Regions from separate parts of the Homo sapiens genome. Here region 1 is linked to region 2. The links are chromatin loops, found by intact Hi-C in ENCODE. Cell type or tissue: ascending aorta. All regions are shown on one strand.

The links. Hi-C counts contacts between places; a loop is a spot of excess contacts. Peaks named below come from ENCODE experiments on the same cell type or tissue, not always from the same donor. Only the 100,000 strongest peaks of a DNase experiment are listed, where the experiment ranks them.
Region 1: a loop joins it to region 2, with 3 times the contacts of the local background. A loop is called at or near these places in 86 of 110 quality-filtered maps.

What each region holds. Positions count from the first base shown.
Region 1 is chr1:6,886,333-6,894,332 of GRCh38, forward strand. The region is part of intron 3 of CAMTA1 (calmodulin binding transcription activator 1); the gene reads left to right. Among named protein-coding and RNA genes, the nearest start is that of CAMTA1, 100 kb to the left of the region's middle. In ascending aorta, a CTCF peak has its summit at 3,749 (motif pointing left); a DNase peak (open chromatin) is centred at 3,769.
Region 2 is chr1:6,724,499-6,732,498 of GRCh38, forward strand. LINC01672 (long intergenic non-protein coding RNA 1672) reads left to right here and starts at 247. Exons shown (of 2, transcript NR_104620.1): 1 at 247-352; 2 at 5,222-5,514. In ascending aorta, a CTCF peak has its summit at 3,152; a DNase peak (open chromatin) is centred at 3,163; H3K27ac peaks cover 381 bases.

The sequences.
Region 1 (8,000 bases), 160 kb after region 2:
ATGTTAAAAAAAATGTAATTGACATTTGATTGCCTTGAAATCTTCAATTTGTTGTGCTGATATCTTAAGTAACTAATTATTTAGTTGAATAACTACTAGGGAAATAGGCCATAAATGTCACTCGTGCTTTCCTTGTAAGAAGCCCACAGCTCTTCTCGCAGCATGCTCTTTTCAGTACCTGTTCTAGGTACTTGTGACTTGTGAAAGTCACTGGCCTCTGCGCATTGGGCACAGGCCTGAAGGCGATGTTTTACTCACATTTTGTCCACTGGAATTAAACAGCTGTGCTGATATTCAGTTGATTTGAGGTTTGTTTGGAAATCAGTCCCAAATTTGGGAAGCAAATGAGACAGAACCCTCCACACCCTACCACATGCTTCCAGCTCATCCCATGAAAACTCATGAGCACAGTGTGGAGTGTTTTATCTACAGCCACTCCCTTTTTGACCCTTCCCCCAAAATAGTGAGGGAGAGAAATGAAAGAACAGATCTGGGGCTTGCCTTCAGCTTCACTGTGCATTTTTGGTCATTTTGGTCATTTTAGAAGTCATCTTTCACTTGTTAGGATGTTACATTAATTGGGAGATGCTAGTCGTTTTGTTCATGGAAACCAGAGTATCCCTTTGAAGTATTATATTCTTCTAATCTATGAAACTGGCCCAGGAAGTAACAATGGGAAGTGCTGGAAATGGAATTTAAGAAGTCCACCTTCTTAGTCCTGTGCTTAAGCAGAGAGTCTCTAGCAGGGAGCCTCTGCAAGCATTGTGTTCTGTTGTATCAATATGTACTTAGATATGTTAATCTGAATTAGGGAGTTGATTGTACATAATGACTCCCCTGGGTTGCTATGTTAGAAGAAAACCCAAAACTTAAGTAGTTTGCTGAATATGCATAGTAAGTAAAAAAATTCTTCCAAAATTAGTGTTAATTGAATCTGAGCCTTGATCTTCTTTGAACCTTTAATTTTTTATTTGATCTTTTAAAAAAGTTTTGTGGCCTCTTAAAGATAAAACCTACAACCCAATAAAAGTCATGCTGTAACGATTGCAAAAAGACCATTGTATGAGACCCAGTTTTGGATTATCATAGGCGAAGAAGTCAGACATATATGGTTGTATGTACATGTGTATAGTATGTGGGTGGGGGTAGATACATACCTGTTCATCTGTATACGTATGTGTGTGTTTAATATATACTTTAGTTTGCCTTTACCCAGATGTCTCCTCCTCTCTCTGCCTCTGGAAATGGGGCAAATTTTTCTTCAGTTAAAAACAGAAATAGAAGCGACGGTTTTGACCCATTTTACACCTATTTATTTCAGGCTCTCACCACACACTTGTTCATGGGCGCAGCAAAGAAGAGGGATCCACAGAGCTGGAGCCATGAGGGCTGACACATTGGAATGAAAGCTGGCAGAATTCGTAGGGAGAGCTTTCCCATCCTGCCAGCCCCATGTCTGGCTTTAAGACAGTTCTATTAGTGAATTAACTGTTCTCAAAACCCCAAATTAATTTGAACCGAATGTTACTAAAAATGAAATAGAATAAAGTGACCTACTCTTGCCTCATCCGGAGTTATTACGAAGGAGCTCCGCAGCCTGACTGAGCTCTGGAGAGCAGGGCTCTGTGCACACGCCTCCTGGTCCAGAGGCCTCCGTGACCATCCATGATGCCACTCTGTCCCCTCAGCAAGCTGCCTTTTTCTTCCTAGCACCTGCCCCAGCGGTGGTATGTTTTCCAGTCAGTTACCACCTGTCTCATCAGAATGGAAGCTCCATGAGAGCAGGGCCTTTGTCTTGTCCCCTTGTATCTTCAGTGCATAGGACAGTGCTGACACAGTGCAGAGTCTAAATAAACGCTGTTGAACGAATGTGTGGGTCACTTGCGTCGCATCCTTTCTGAATGTTTTTCCTTTAACTTGCCATTTATAAATACCTTTTCCAATGATAAAGCAGTGAAAGTTTGGAAAGAAGCATAAAGCTTTTGTTGTGATTGAAGTAACTGGAAGCCTAGTTCAGGGTGCTGTGAGAAGCTGGAGCATATCAGGACTTTGGAATTATGAATTACAGACTTACTATATGTGATGGTATCGGTGCCTCCTGAAGAAGTAGAAGACAGAGATGCATAGAAACATGAGTCATGTCTCTGGAATACTGTAATATCGACATCTAGTGAGAGTCTAGAAAGAAACATGGAGAAATAAAAGGGAGGCAGGAAACAGGCAAATACTTAGTGGTTCTCAGTTATTTAAGGTAAATTTTGGCATCGAGTAAACAAGATAAATCAAAATATTTTCTAGATCAAGTAGGCATTAACAAAGATATAGAGGAAACTTGGAGGCGATTACTTAGATAATACTAACAGAAGTACTTTTGTTCCAGATACCTCCACAGATGCCATGGTTACCCCGTCTTTATTCGTTGTGTGTTGGCATAGGCCAGAATACCAATATTGTTCTTAAAAACCTTTGAGGAAGTTTTTCTTTTTTTCTTTCTTTTTTTTTTTTAAGCAAAGAACAGAAACAAAACCAAGGAGACAGTATCCTGTGATGTAGGCTGTTACCTCAAGGTGAGTTTATTTGTAGCACTAACTTGTAACGAATTGTTTAAAGAACTGAAACTTCTTTTTAGGTATAGCTTATTTGTCAGATTTTGTTCATTTCAGTGTAAACTTCAGTTATTTATTACACACTGAGGGAAATCAACTAAAATCAGGAAAACCAATGTCCAATTGAACTTGAGTTTTATTTTGCATAGAGAAGTAACCAATATTTCTGATCAAACCATTAAAGCTGTTTCAGTTCCTTTTAAATAAAAGCAAAGGCTAAATTTTTTACATACCACAAAGCAAAATAAAACGAAAAAACCTTTGGTCATGATGCATTTTTTATTCAACTGATTGCTGAATTATTTTGATTATATAATCTTACACTCTTATGAAAGTATAACAAGTATGAATTTTCTGAGGTGAAGAAATAAATGTAGAAAGCAGTTAATGAGGCAGAACTCACAAATCTGTATTTATAGTTTCATGGCAAATAAATCATAAGCAGAGGATACAGATGTAAAGAAAAATTCTTGATTGCATTCAAGAAATGCAAGGTCGAACTAACTTTTTACTGAAATGGAATTGTATCGCTGCTCAGAGGGATGTGGGGAGTAAAGTAAGTGGGATGTGCTTAGAACAGCAAGCTAGGCCGCAGTGCGCACTCGTCAGTGTCTGCTGCTTGTCTTACGAGGATTCTAGCACAGAAGATTAAATCATGTTTTAATCATGCTTAATAAATGGTACTGTAGTTTTATTATGGTTAATGTCCACTTGTAATTCAATGAAGAGTGGCTTTTTAAAGCAAAGGAGAAATCAGCATGTTTTTCTTGGCGCTCTTATATTGTGTGTGTGTAGAAGATGCTGGGATGGGTTATCCATACGACAACCCCTGTGACCAGAGATGCAGGAGCACATGCATCACTCTTAGTTTTATTTTATTTGTTTTATATGTTATTTTCATAAATCTGAAGGTTTGATCAGCTTACTGTTTTTAGTATTTTCTGCTGCTGCATGTGTGTACCTTTAAGTTTTGTAGAATTAAATTGAAAATTTTGACCAGCAAATGCTTAAAGCCACTGTCAAAATTACATAGTTAGCACTTCATTGATTTGAAGGCTAGTTTTCATTCAACATTCCTGCAGTTTGTGTGTGACCTGATTTTAAAGAGCAGTTCCATGAGTTAGTGCCCTCTGGTGGCACACAGAGGACGTCAGGCAGAGAGGGACTCTGACCCAGGAGCCTTCCGGAGGCTCTGCTGAAGAGAAGCCAGTTTATGACTGGCCCTGTAATTTCATATTTTTTCATGTGTTCAGTGCTCGTCAGTTTCCTACTCCATTAAGCCATGGCCCTGGCATTGACTCAGTACCAGCTTTATAGCAAGTCTTCAGCAGCTTAGGTTGTGAGGGAATTTCCAGGTGGACTTGATATAAGAAGGGATTACCAATGTTGAGATTTCCCATGAGGAACCAGGACATCCATTTTTGGATGCATCTCTTAGCTCCTTTTGAAGAGCAGACCATGTCACTTCCTGGGTTAAGGAAGGAAGGCTCCCTGATGGCCTTTGAGTGACTGACTGGCACAGCTTGGGGTGGGCCTTCAGTGGGTTAGTCTTTGATAGGCCTTTGTTTCCCATTTTGGTCTTCCCTGGAGGGCAGCCCACCTTGCCCACTTAGGCTCTTGGACAGTTTTCTTTTTTTTTTTTTGTTGAGGTGAAGTCTCACTCTATTGCCCAGGCTGGAGGGAGTGCAGTGGTATGATCACAGCTTATTGCAGCCTTGACCTCCTGAGCTCAAGTGATCCTCCTGCCTTAGCTTCCTGAGTAGCTAGGACCACAGGTGGGGGCCACCATGCCCAGCTGATTTCTTAATTTTTCTGTGGAGTCGAGGTCTTGCTATTTTGCCCAGGCTGGTCTTGGAACTCTTGGCCTCAAGCAGTTTTCCTGCTTTCCTCCCCAAATGCTAGGATTATAGGTGATGAGCCACCCTGCCCAGCCTGCTTGGCCAGATTCTGTACTCTTTAGGCAGACCAAAAACTGAATCCTGTCATCACTCTGAAAAGTTGTGGGACCTCAAGAAAGTCACTCTTTCATGAGTTTCTTTAGCTGTGAAATAGTCACAGATTCTAAGCTGTCTTTTGAACCTGTGTCAAGAGAGAGTTGTGAGGATGATGTGAGATGATGTGTCTGAGAGTCCTGACACATTGACCTATGCAGACTGCTGCTAAAGACATTTCTCTTTCCTTCCTCAAAGGCAAGCCTCCCCACCTTGATTAGAAGGTCATTAAAAAGGAACTTCATTTGACAATAATCCCATATTTATAATGAAGTTGCTAAGATAGTTTGGAGTGCCCATAGATCCCTTACCTGGTTTCTTGTGCAATCCCCACTTTTATACTGTTGAGTTTCCCTGATGAGTTTTCATATATATAATCTCTGTGAACTTGGATCAAATTTGGCTTAAATGCCTATTTACCACTTTGCTAAGACAGAAATGTTTGCGCTCAGTCCCTGAATTCCATTGTAGATGTGTTGGCATTTGCTTCCAAACCATCCTTCTGGTTTTAGCTTGCCCTGTGTCTGTGGTCATTTGACATTAGAATAGCCTTCTGTGATCTTCCGGGATCTTAACACCTAAATATTTTCCCTGCTTGTACAGCTAATGAGTTGTGCAGCCTAAGGAAACATGGGGTAGTCAGTTTTCATCAGTATTTCAACTAGGCGTTTTTGCCATCTCATAGCTACTTCTCAAGCAATTACAATTTAAGTCAAGGTAGTAGCACCTGCATCTTCAAAAAACAAAACAAAAAGTTTTTTATCTTCAGAAATAAGGAAAGAAGCTTATTGGACTTCCCAATAGAAAGTCCACCAGCCAATTTTAATACATAAATAATCTATGATTAGCATTAGTATATGAAAAAAATAGTAGCAGCTCAGATTTTATGTACTTCTGCAGTTTAAGAAAGTGATGCCACAGACAACATCTCATTTGGTTTCTTAGCAACCCTGAAAGACCAGCAAGGAGAGCTTCGTCCCTCCCTTTTCATGAACCTGAATGTTGTAAGGGAGGCCAAGGAGTGGCCTGGTGAGACTGCACAGCCAGAGTTAGAGCCCAGGTCCACGTGAGTCATTGTACAGACACATCCTGAGCACCAGCCCACCCACTTCTGCCATCAGGAGGCTTTGAAACTGCTGTGGTTCCCCTCTTAAAATGGCTAACCTCTACTTCAGCAACCTTATTTATGCATTCATATACATAATCATTCTTTAAAGTCTAGTAGACAATTTTCACATTTTGTTTCAGCCCAGATCTTTACTAAATTTTGTGAGATCAGCATTGTTGGGCTTGAATTAACCAAACTTCGCCATACTGTGCCTTCAGAAATCCCAGATTGGGCGGGTTGTGAGTTCATCTCATCCTCTTCCTGACATTGACACTACCAGCACCATCAGCAGGCTCTGGGATAACTGCGGCCCCCTCTGAGAGGCTACATCTTGTTTGCGATCTGTGGGTTACATATTGTGCTAGAGATAAACCTTGACAGTAGAGACGTGTGACATATTTTTTACAAGAGTCACTGAGATACTTGAATGAGAAGATGATGTAGTTTGAAAAAGTGATAAATGGGCCAGGTTCTTGAGAAACTAGCAGAATGTCTTATTGAAACCTTGGGATCCAATCTGAAAACAGAAATGAGTCTTCCAAGCAAATTTTTTTCTTTTCTTTTTTTTTTTTTTTTTGCAAATGTGGTGGGGGTAGATGCTTTTATATAAATTCTATACCTGTTTCTGTGGTATAAAAATCAAATTTTGTCCTCTTTTGCCTCGGTTGGTTGGTTTCATTTTCAACTAGGTCTCCGTTTCTAACAGCATCTCAGGTAACTTTTCTGAAAAATGTGGGTTCAGAGGAGCTCATGTGCTGGTGGCTGTAGTGGCAGCTAGTTCTAGACTATGAGATCTCAGTGACCACTTTGGTGGGTGTTTTGTTTTAAATCAACAATAGAGGTGAATCTGTACTACAAAGTAAAATGTATGAGTAGATAGGTTTTCATGTTTTGAAGTTTTTTATCTTCAGAAATAAAGAAACAGCCTCATTAAAGAACTGTTAAAAAAAAAAAGAGCTGTGGCCGGGCGCGGTGGCTCACGCCTGTAATCCCAGCACTTTTGGGAGGCCGAGGCGGGCGGATCACGAGGTCAGGAGTTCGAGACCAGCCTGGCCAACATGGTGAAGCCCTCATCTCTACTAAAAATGCAAAAAATTAGCCGGGCATGGTGGCGTGCCTGTAATCCCAGCTACTCAGGAGGCTGAGGCAGGAGGTGGAGGTTGCAGTCAGCCGAGATCGCGTCATTGCACTCCAGCCTGGGCGACAGAGCAAGACTCCATCTCGAGGAAAAAAAGAAAAGAAGAAAAAAAAAGCTGTTTGTCTGTTCTAGCCTGGCACCTATGAGTTCTGGAGCAGCACCCAAAGCCAGTTCCTGCTGGCTTTCCTAGGAGCCTCTTTGGCGTGGGTGGGCGAGCTGCTCCCTTGCAGCAGTTTCAGATGTCACTTGAGAAAAATATTTGTTGTTGTTTGGTTGCCCTCTTCAGTTGTGATGCTTTTAGGAAGTTAGGAAACAGATGAGACAGTCTGGCTGGAATAAGAGGGTGGGTAACCACTGATCTGAGATCATCCCTGTTGATTAGGTTTGCAGAATTCTAAATGGAGATTGTAGCTTCACATGCGCACTGAGGGGGTTGTGCGTTTTCATAGGCTTATGTTCCATCGGGCTTCTGCATGATCTTGGAAGAGAGAGACTAGGTGTGGTTCTTGGCTCTGTTGGCTGGTGGGTTTAGCTGTGGATCACTTAAGAGACCCATAATCCTTGCTTTTGTACCGTTCTGTATTCCGTTTGTCAGGCTGCGAGGGAAGGGGGTTTGTGCTAATTTGTATCTTACTGACCCTGACTGGAAAAGAGATTAAGATTTTGGTTGTATAATTAACATAAATGACCAAAAATATCAAGCCCACTCCTCACACAGGTGACCCAGGCATCCAAATATTTACTCCAATGATTAGTGTCTTTCAGCTGTAGATGGGCACTTCTTTCCTTTCCTTTCTCCTCTCTCTTTTCTTTACCCACCAGATAGATTCACACTGAAAGATTAAAACAGGCTGTGGGATTTAAATGCTGAAAATGAAGATTGATGCTTTCAGGTGCCTTGTGGCAAGCACAATTAAGTGAACGGAGAACTGGGGCAATTGTTTATTTGAAGGTTGGTGTGACATATGAATGAACTTATTTTTTCAGTACCCACCCATCTACCCGGAACTGAAATAGGCATTTGGAGTAGGTTTTGCATTTTAGGTTCAATTTTAAGAACCAGCCATTCACTGTGAAAGCGAAGTTGCTGGGAAGTTTGTTTTAAGGATGATGCCACCCTCTATTTCTGTGAACCCAGTAAAAATAGCATGGAATAA
Region 2 (8,000 bases):
AAAGCAAGTTTCCATTGCTGCTATTCCTTCCTTACTTTGGTCAGAATCCTCTTTTTGTGGTATCATAAATGGTTTCCATGGAAACAAAAGGTTAGGATAGAACAGTGCCAATGTGCATGTAAACTTCAGAATTAAACAAGGGCTGTTGTTTTTGCCTGTCATGGAGTTCCGTTCATTCTGAACATGTCACCGGGGACTTTGGAATGTGTATCCATAACTCCCTGATTTTCAACCACATTCCAGCCTGCCTGACTCATGAAGCGTGGAGCGACCCAGGAACATCCCAGCTCCTCATGTCCCACATTCTTCAGGCTTTCTCTTAGTTTTGGCATGTGCATGTAAATGTCAACAGGTGAGGTGAGATTTGCTGTAAAGAAGCAGATGGTCCCACAGGGTAGGCTGTGGGAGAGATGGAAGTTCTAGCAGGAGATATCACAGCCAAAGACTAGCAATCTAGGCTTATCATTTGTTTAGTGCGTCAGAACCAGTGAGTCGAGGAGGAAAGGAGACCCAAGGCTATGTGGTTGCCCTCACGACTGGGAGTTTACATTTGCTTCCTGCCAGAACCAAGGACATAGCGACCGATGTGCACAGACTTCTCCAAGGTTGTTTAGTCATTGGCAAAAACAGGCCTTCACCCATCCTTGAACTGGGTCCAAGTAACTGAGATGTGCCTGTAGTGGAGGAGCGCAGGTGGAGGTTCTGAGTCCCTGAAGCTCTGCATCTTTACTTTACAAGAGATGCTGCCTGGGAGTTCTTACTTCAGAGTAAGAGGGGTGGCCATGTTATCACCCAGACTAGAACACTTTCCAGAGTGAGAAGAGCCGCTATTAATTATAGGGCAATGGCTAGAATCTGGTCTGTCCCTGGAGAAGAGGGACATCTGACAACCCTATCTTTATTTTATTTTTTTAGATGGAGTCTCGCTCTGTCACGCAGGCTGGAGCACAGTGGTGTGATCTTGGCTCACTGCAACCTCTGTCTCCTGGGTTGAACTGATTCTCCCGCCTCAGCCTCTCAAGTAGCTGGGACTACAGGCGCCCGCCACCAGGCCTGGCTAATATTTGTATTTTTGTAGAGATGGGGGTTTCACCATGTTAGCCAGGCTGGTCTCGAACTCCTGACCTCAGGTGATCTACCCGCCTCGGCCCCTCAAAGTGCTGGGATTACAGGCGTGAGCCATCACGCCCAGCTGGCTATAACCCTATCTTTAGGCCAACTTGTACCCGGCTCCACTATGGAACTCAGTGTCGAAGTGCCCGGGCTTCCTGCCCTGGTTCTGGAGATGGGTGGTGGCAATGGCTGCACAACAGTGTGAAGGTAGTAATGGCCACAGAACTGTGCCCTTCACAGTGGCTAAAAGAGCACATTTTATGTTATGTCTGTTGCACCCCAATGAAAACAAATAGCAAACGTTCTGATATTCCCTCCAAACCAGCTGCTTCTGCTGACTCCTCGTCTCAATTAATCGCGGCTCTGTCTTCCGTTTGCTGAAGCCGAAGACCTCCCCGCTCTCTCAGAGCCCATGTCTGGCACATCAGCGAATCTCGTTGGCACTGCCGTCAAACACATCCATCTAGGATCTCCCCGCACTTCACGCCACCCACCGCGCTAGTCTGTGGATCCCTGTTTCTCTCTTGGATGTAGTAATAGTCACATAGCTGGACTTCTGCCCTGGCACTTCTTCAGCCCCTTGTTAGAGGAATCCTGCTAAATGTTGGATGATTTACCCCCCACCTCCCGCACCCCCCGCCACACACACATAGGAGCTCCACTGGCTCCTCATAACTCTCAGGGTGCCAGCCTGTCTCTGCCATGACCCGAAAGCTCTCCGTCATCTGTCTCCCGCCCCTCCCTCACTGACTCTATCTGCCACCCTCTCCCTGTTGTCCACGCTGCCCCAGCCCCACAGGCCTCCTCCTGTTCCTCAGACTCCCCAGGGATACTCCTGCCTCAGGGCCTTTGCCCTGGCTATTCCCTCCAGCTACAATGCTCTTCCTGAATCTGCATGATTCGATGCCCACTCCCCCATTCTCAGCCTGTCCCCACATCTCAGTGAGCCCTGCCCGGGCCACCCTGGAAAATCTCAGCATCCCAGGCTGGGCGTGGTGGCTCATGCCTGTAATCTCAGCACCTTGGGAGGCCAAGGCAGGCAGATTGCTTGAGCTCAGGAGTTTGAGACCAGCCTGGCCAACATGGCGAAACCCCATCTCTCCTAAAAATACAAAAATTAGCTGAGTGTGGTGGTGCGTGCCTGTAATCACAGCTACTTGGGAGGCTGAGGCAGCAGAATCGATTGAACCTGGGAGGCAGAGGTTTCAGTGAGCCGAGATCATGCCACTGCACTCCAGCCTGGGCGACAGAGCGAGACTCCATCTAACACACACAAAAAAAGCACTTTTTTTTCATCCTCCCAGCACTTCTTGTCCTCCTTGCTTCCCTTGTTTTTTTTTTTTTTCACATTCACACATATGATGATCCAGCATTCTACATATTTTATTTATCTTATTTATTTTCAGTCTTCTCCACTCAAATGTATGATATTTAAGGCAGGGGTTTTAAAATGTCTTGTTCTTGGCCAGGCATGGTGGCTCACACGTGTAATTCTAGCACTTTGGGAGGCCGAGGCAGGTGGAGCACCTGAGGTCAGGAGTTCAAGACCAGCCTGGTCAACATGGCGAAACCCCGTCTCTACTAAAAATACGAAATTAGCCAGGCGTGGTGGCGGACGCCTGTAATCCCAGCTATAATCCCAGCTACTCAGGAGGCTGAAGCAGGAGAATCGCTTGAACCTGGGAGGCAGAGCTTGCAGTGAGCCGAGATCACGCCACTACACTGCAGCCTGGGTGACAGAGTGAGACTCCATCTCAAAAAACAACAACAAAATAAATAAATAAATAAAAATAAAATGTCTTGTTCTCTTTTTTCCTCCAGTGCCCAGATCAGCGCCTGATATATACTTGGCACACAATAACCACTCTTGAAATTCATGAAGGAATCTGGACATTTAGGGGGTTCACAGAATCCGCCGCTTTTAGGGAAGATTCTCTGCCTGATGTGTGAGCGCTCTAACCTCTTCATCTGTGTTCAGTCCCCTTGCAATGCTTCTCTAAGGTCGGCCTACATTTCACTTAATTCAGTGGCTCTCCACTGGGGGCGCTCTTCCCCTTGCAGGGGACATTTGGCAATAAATGAATAAATGGGGACATTTTTGGTTCTTACAAGGGAGGGGAGAGGTGCTACTGGCATCTAGCGGGTAGAGGCCTGAGATCCTGCTATTAATAAATACCCTATGTCATGCTCTGGAAAGCTTCCCATAACAAAAAATTGCCTGGACAGATGTCAACTGTGCCGAGGCTGAGAACCCCGATCTACACTGATCATATTAGGAATGATCTGGTCTGCATTTAATATGAGGGAAGTCTTTTGAGGGCTGTTATGGGTTGAATTGGGTCCCCCAGTTCTTATGTTGAAGGCAAGTCCTATGCCCAGGACCTCAGAATGTGCCTGTATTTGGAGATAGGGCCTTTGAAATAATTTAATTGAAATCATTAGGTTGGGCACGGTGGCTCATGCCTGTAGTCCCAGCTACTCAGGAGGCTGAGGCAGGAGAATCACTTAAACCTGGGAGGTAGAGGTTGCAGTGAGCCAAGATCGCACCACTGCACTCCGGCCTGGGCCACAAGAATGAAATGTTGTCTCAAAAAAAAAAAAAAAAAAAAAAAGAAATCATTAGGGTGGGTCCTAATCCAATACGACTGGTGTCTTTTTTTTTTCTTTTGAGATAGAGTCTCGCTCTGTGGCCAGGCTGGAGTGCAGTGGCGTGATCTCGGCTCACTGCAACCTCTGCCTCCCGGGTTCAAGCGTTTTTCCTGCCTCAGCCTCCCAAGTAGCTGGGACTACAGGCACCCGTCAACACGCCCAGCTAATTTTTGTATTTTTAGTAGAGATGGGGTTTCACCATGTTGGCCAGGATGGTCTTGATCTCTTGACCTCATGATGCTCCCGCCTTGGCCTCCTAAAGTGCTGGGATTACAGGCGTGAGCCACCGTGCCCGGCCTTGGTGTCCTTTTAAAGAGGGGAAATTCGGACACAGGTGCACACAGAGGGAAGATGATATGAAGACACAGGGAGGAGACGGCCACCTTTTGGGCGTGATGATGCGTCTGCAAGTCGAGGGATGTCGAGGCAACCTCTGCAAGCTGCAAAGACAAGGAAGGATCCTCCCTTACAGCCACCAGGGAAAGCATGGCCTTGGGGATGCCTGGGTTTAGATTTCAAGCCTCCAGAACCACGAGAGAATATATATATGTTCTGTCATATATATATATATATGTGTGTGTGTATATATATGAGATGTATATATATGTCTGTGTATATATACATATATACGTATATATACACACATATATACGTGTATATATACATATATATGTATATATATACACACATATATACGTGTATATATACGTATATACGTATATATATACACACATATATACGTGTATATATATACACACATATATACGTGTATATATATACACATATATATCATATATATATATATATGTATATATCAGTCTCTGTCACCCAGGCTGGAGTAGAGTGGCATGATCCTGGCTCATTGCAGCCTTGACCTCCTGGGCTCAAGCAATGCTCCCACCTCAGCCTCCCAAGTAGCAGGGACTACAGGCACATATGCTATGCCTGTAATTTTTTTCGTGTGTATTTTTTTTTGTATTTTTCTTGGAGATGGGGGTTTCACTATGTTGCCCGGACTCAAACTCCTAGCCTCAAGTGATCCTCCCGCCTTGGCCTCCCAAAGTGCTGGGATTACAGGCATGAACCAATGTGCCCCACTGAGATTTCTGTTGTTTTAAGCCACACAGACTTTGGTACTTGGTTAGGGCAGCTGGAGCAAACTAATGCCAGGGCAGAGCCAGTGCTAAATCCAAACTTGATACTAACGGGCTCTATACCCTGTGATGATTAAGGTGTCTTGGAAAAAGAAAGGGTCTTACCAGGACAGTGGTTAGATACTCCCGTGGCAGGAGAGGCCAGAATGTGTAGTCTGTCGGCCATCATGAGGCTCATGACCTAGAGCTGGCCAAGAACACTTGTATAATAAATGTTCAAAGCCACCAGTCACCAAAGCCTTTCATGGGTAAATGACCCCAGCACAAAGTGTTTTTTGCTGATATTAACTTTGGTTCTATTTCAGATCAATAAAGGCAAAAACCAGGAGATCCCATAAATCCCGCTGAGCCTGTCATAGCTATCAAATTATACCCAGATAAAGCTTCTGGTGGCTAATGACATGGCCATCACCCAGCGTGGACGTGGGCAGGAGGGGCTCTCCGGGAGCATCTGGTCTGCTGTGGAGACACTTGTCATCTGGAGGCTCTGTGGCTCTAATGGAGGGTGATGCTTTGAACGCGACTATCTCCCCCATAAAAAAATAAATAAATAATAAGTATAATTTAAAAATAAACAAAGATCTGGATTTGCAGGCTACTTACTGTCGCAGGACCAAGATTAATGGCCAGTGGTAAGTTTTCGTGAAGATCTTCTGTAGCCCGATTAGCCGTGCTGGGAATCCGGAGAGATAATGTCTTTTCACATATAAAAGATCCTATTGATTTCCTGTTAGTATCATCCTGAAAATGTGCAGTGTATATCTATGAAGCAGAGACAATCTTCCATCACTTGTTTTATGGGAAGAGAATGGTTATTGTATCTCTTCCCATAAAATATAATCTCTTTTTCTCTTCCAAAATCTACTCGTCCCTCTGGGAATTTCCACTTGTAATCTGTGGAAGTGAATTGATTTTTTTATTTTGTTTTATTTTTTGCATGTGCCGGTATTTTTATATTTGGCTTCTCTACATTTTCTCATTGTTCTCTGGAGTCTGGCTTTTCTAGATTGTTATTTGAGGTTGTCTAAAAATAAGTAAAAAAAAAAAAAAATCAGTCCCATTGAAACACGCACAGCCATGTGCCCGACAGTGGGTGTCAGGTTCCTGTGACTGCTCCCACTGCGGTGCCCCACCTTTCTCCCCCGTCGGGGCCTGGCGTTTGTAAGTTCCTCAGAGGGCTTCGGAGGCAGTAAGAGGTTGCCTGGTGGGTTCCAATAGGATGCCGATGCAAAATACCAAGTTACTGAATGAAGGAAGTGCTCTTCCTGCTGACTGGGGTTCTCAGCGTTATGTCTGGGCATTGCTTCAGGATCAATTAAGACGCAAGGGCAGAGTCCTACATATTTAAATACTGTGCCCTGAGCAGCGGCTTCCTAAGCTAATGAGTTTGGCTGAGAAGACCCCAGCAATGCAGTCCTGTCCAGACCTTAAATAGAGAGCTTTGCAAACTGGAGCTCCAGCTATGAAGCCAATCCTCATGGTTCTGCCTGCACCTCTTTATTAAGGTAGCTCCCCCTTAATTCTCCTACCTACAACCGCCCCATGCTTTGAGGTCCAACCCCTCTACAAGCCTCTTCCACACTTTCTGCCCACCGCCGATTTCTCTCCCTTCCCCGAGCTCCTGTGGTAGTTAGGGATTGCACCATCCTGGCCAGCATTTAATTACTACCACCTTTTATTGCTCTCCGCTTATTGCACCTGTGCTATTTTACAGTGCTATGTGCTGCATCTTCCAGATTCACCTTGTTTTCACTCCTTCCACTTCCACACTATGCCTGGGGCCTATCAAATTTATTTTGCACGATTGACAGATGATTTTTAAATATATATATAATAGTTATATTGTATAGCATAAATATATATTATAAATTATAACATAAGTATATTATATTAACATATGTAGTATATATTTTAACATGAATATATAAGGTAAACGTAAATCTTGATGCTATGGTTCCCCAAATTCATATGAATTCATATGAATTGTAACCCCTAGTACCTCAGATTGTGACTCTATTTGGAGATAGGGTCTTTCAAGAGGTAATTAAGTTAAAAGGAGGTCATTAGGGTGGGCTGTAATCCCACATGACTGCTGTCTTCATAAGAAGAGATTAGGGCTGGGCAAGGTGGTTCACGCCTGTAATCCCAACATTTGGGAGGCCGAGGTGGGAGGATAACCCGAGGCCTGGAGTTCGAGAACAACCTGGACAACATGAAGAAACCCCATCTATACCAAAAATACAAAAATTAGCTGGGTGTGGTGGTGTGCGTCTGTAGTCCCAGCTGCTCGGGAGGCTGAGGCAGGGGAAACACTGGAATCCAGAGGTGGAGGCTGAAGTGAGCTGAGATCACACCACTGCACTCCAGCCTGGGGGACAGAGTGAGACCCTGTCTCAAAATAACAACAACAAAAAACAAAAACAATAAAAAGGGGCTCTGTGGGGGTAGCAACGAGGCTGGAGAACACTGAAGTTCTATCCCAGATGTAATGACAACAAAAAGTCCAAAAAAGTCACACAAAGCTAATGGTCCTTGCTCAGGAAACACTTAAGCCAACAGAACCCATAACGCTTTTATCTAGACTTCCTAGAACTGTACTCATTGCTAGGGATAAACTCAATTATCAAAACTCATTGACTCTGAAATGTAACTTGCATATACTGCTGCCCATTCCAATTCATCAGATAGGCAGCTGTTCCATGGTTAATGTAATCACTCCCTGCCACGTTATTAAACTGTTTTCTAAGTATGAAAGGATGACAGTGTGGGTTCTCTGATGCAGATGTGGACATTTGCCAGGTCACATCTGGCCAGGGGTTTGTCACACCATGACTTCATGAAGAAATCAATTCCCGTTTCCTTCAGCTGACCTTAGGGCCATCTTCACAGGCTTGATTTTCTCGATTGTAATATAAAAATTAAATTTCAGCCCATATGATTTATGTAGTGTTATTTCTTTTCTTTTCTTTCTTTCTTTCTTTCTTTCTTTCTTTCTTTCTTTCTTTCTTTCTTTCTTTCTTTCTTTCTTTCTTTTTTAGACGGAGTCTCACTCTGTTGCCCAGGCTGGAGCGCAGTGGCGCGATC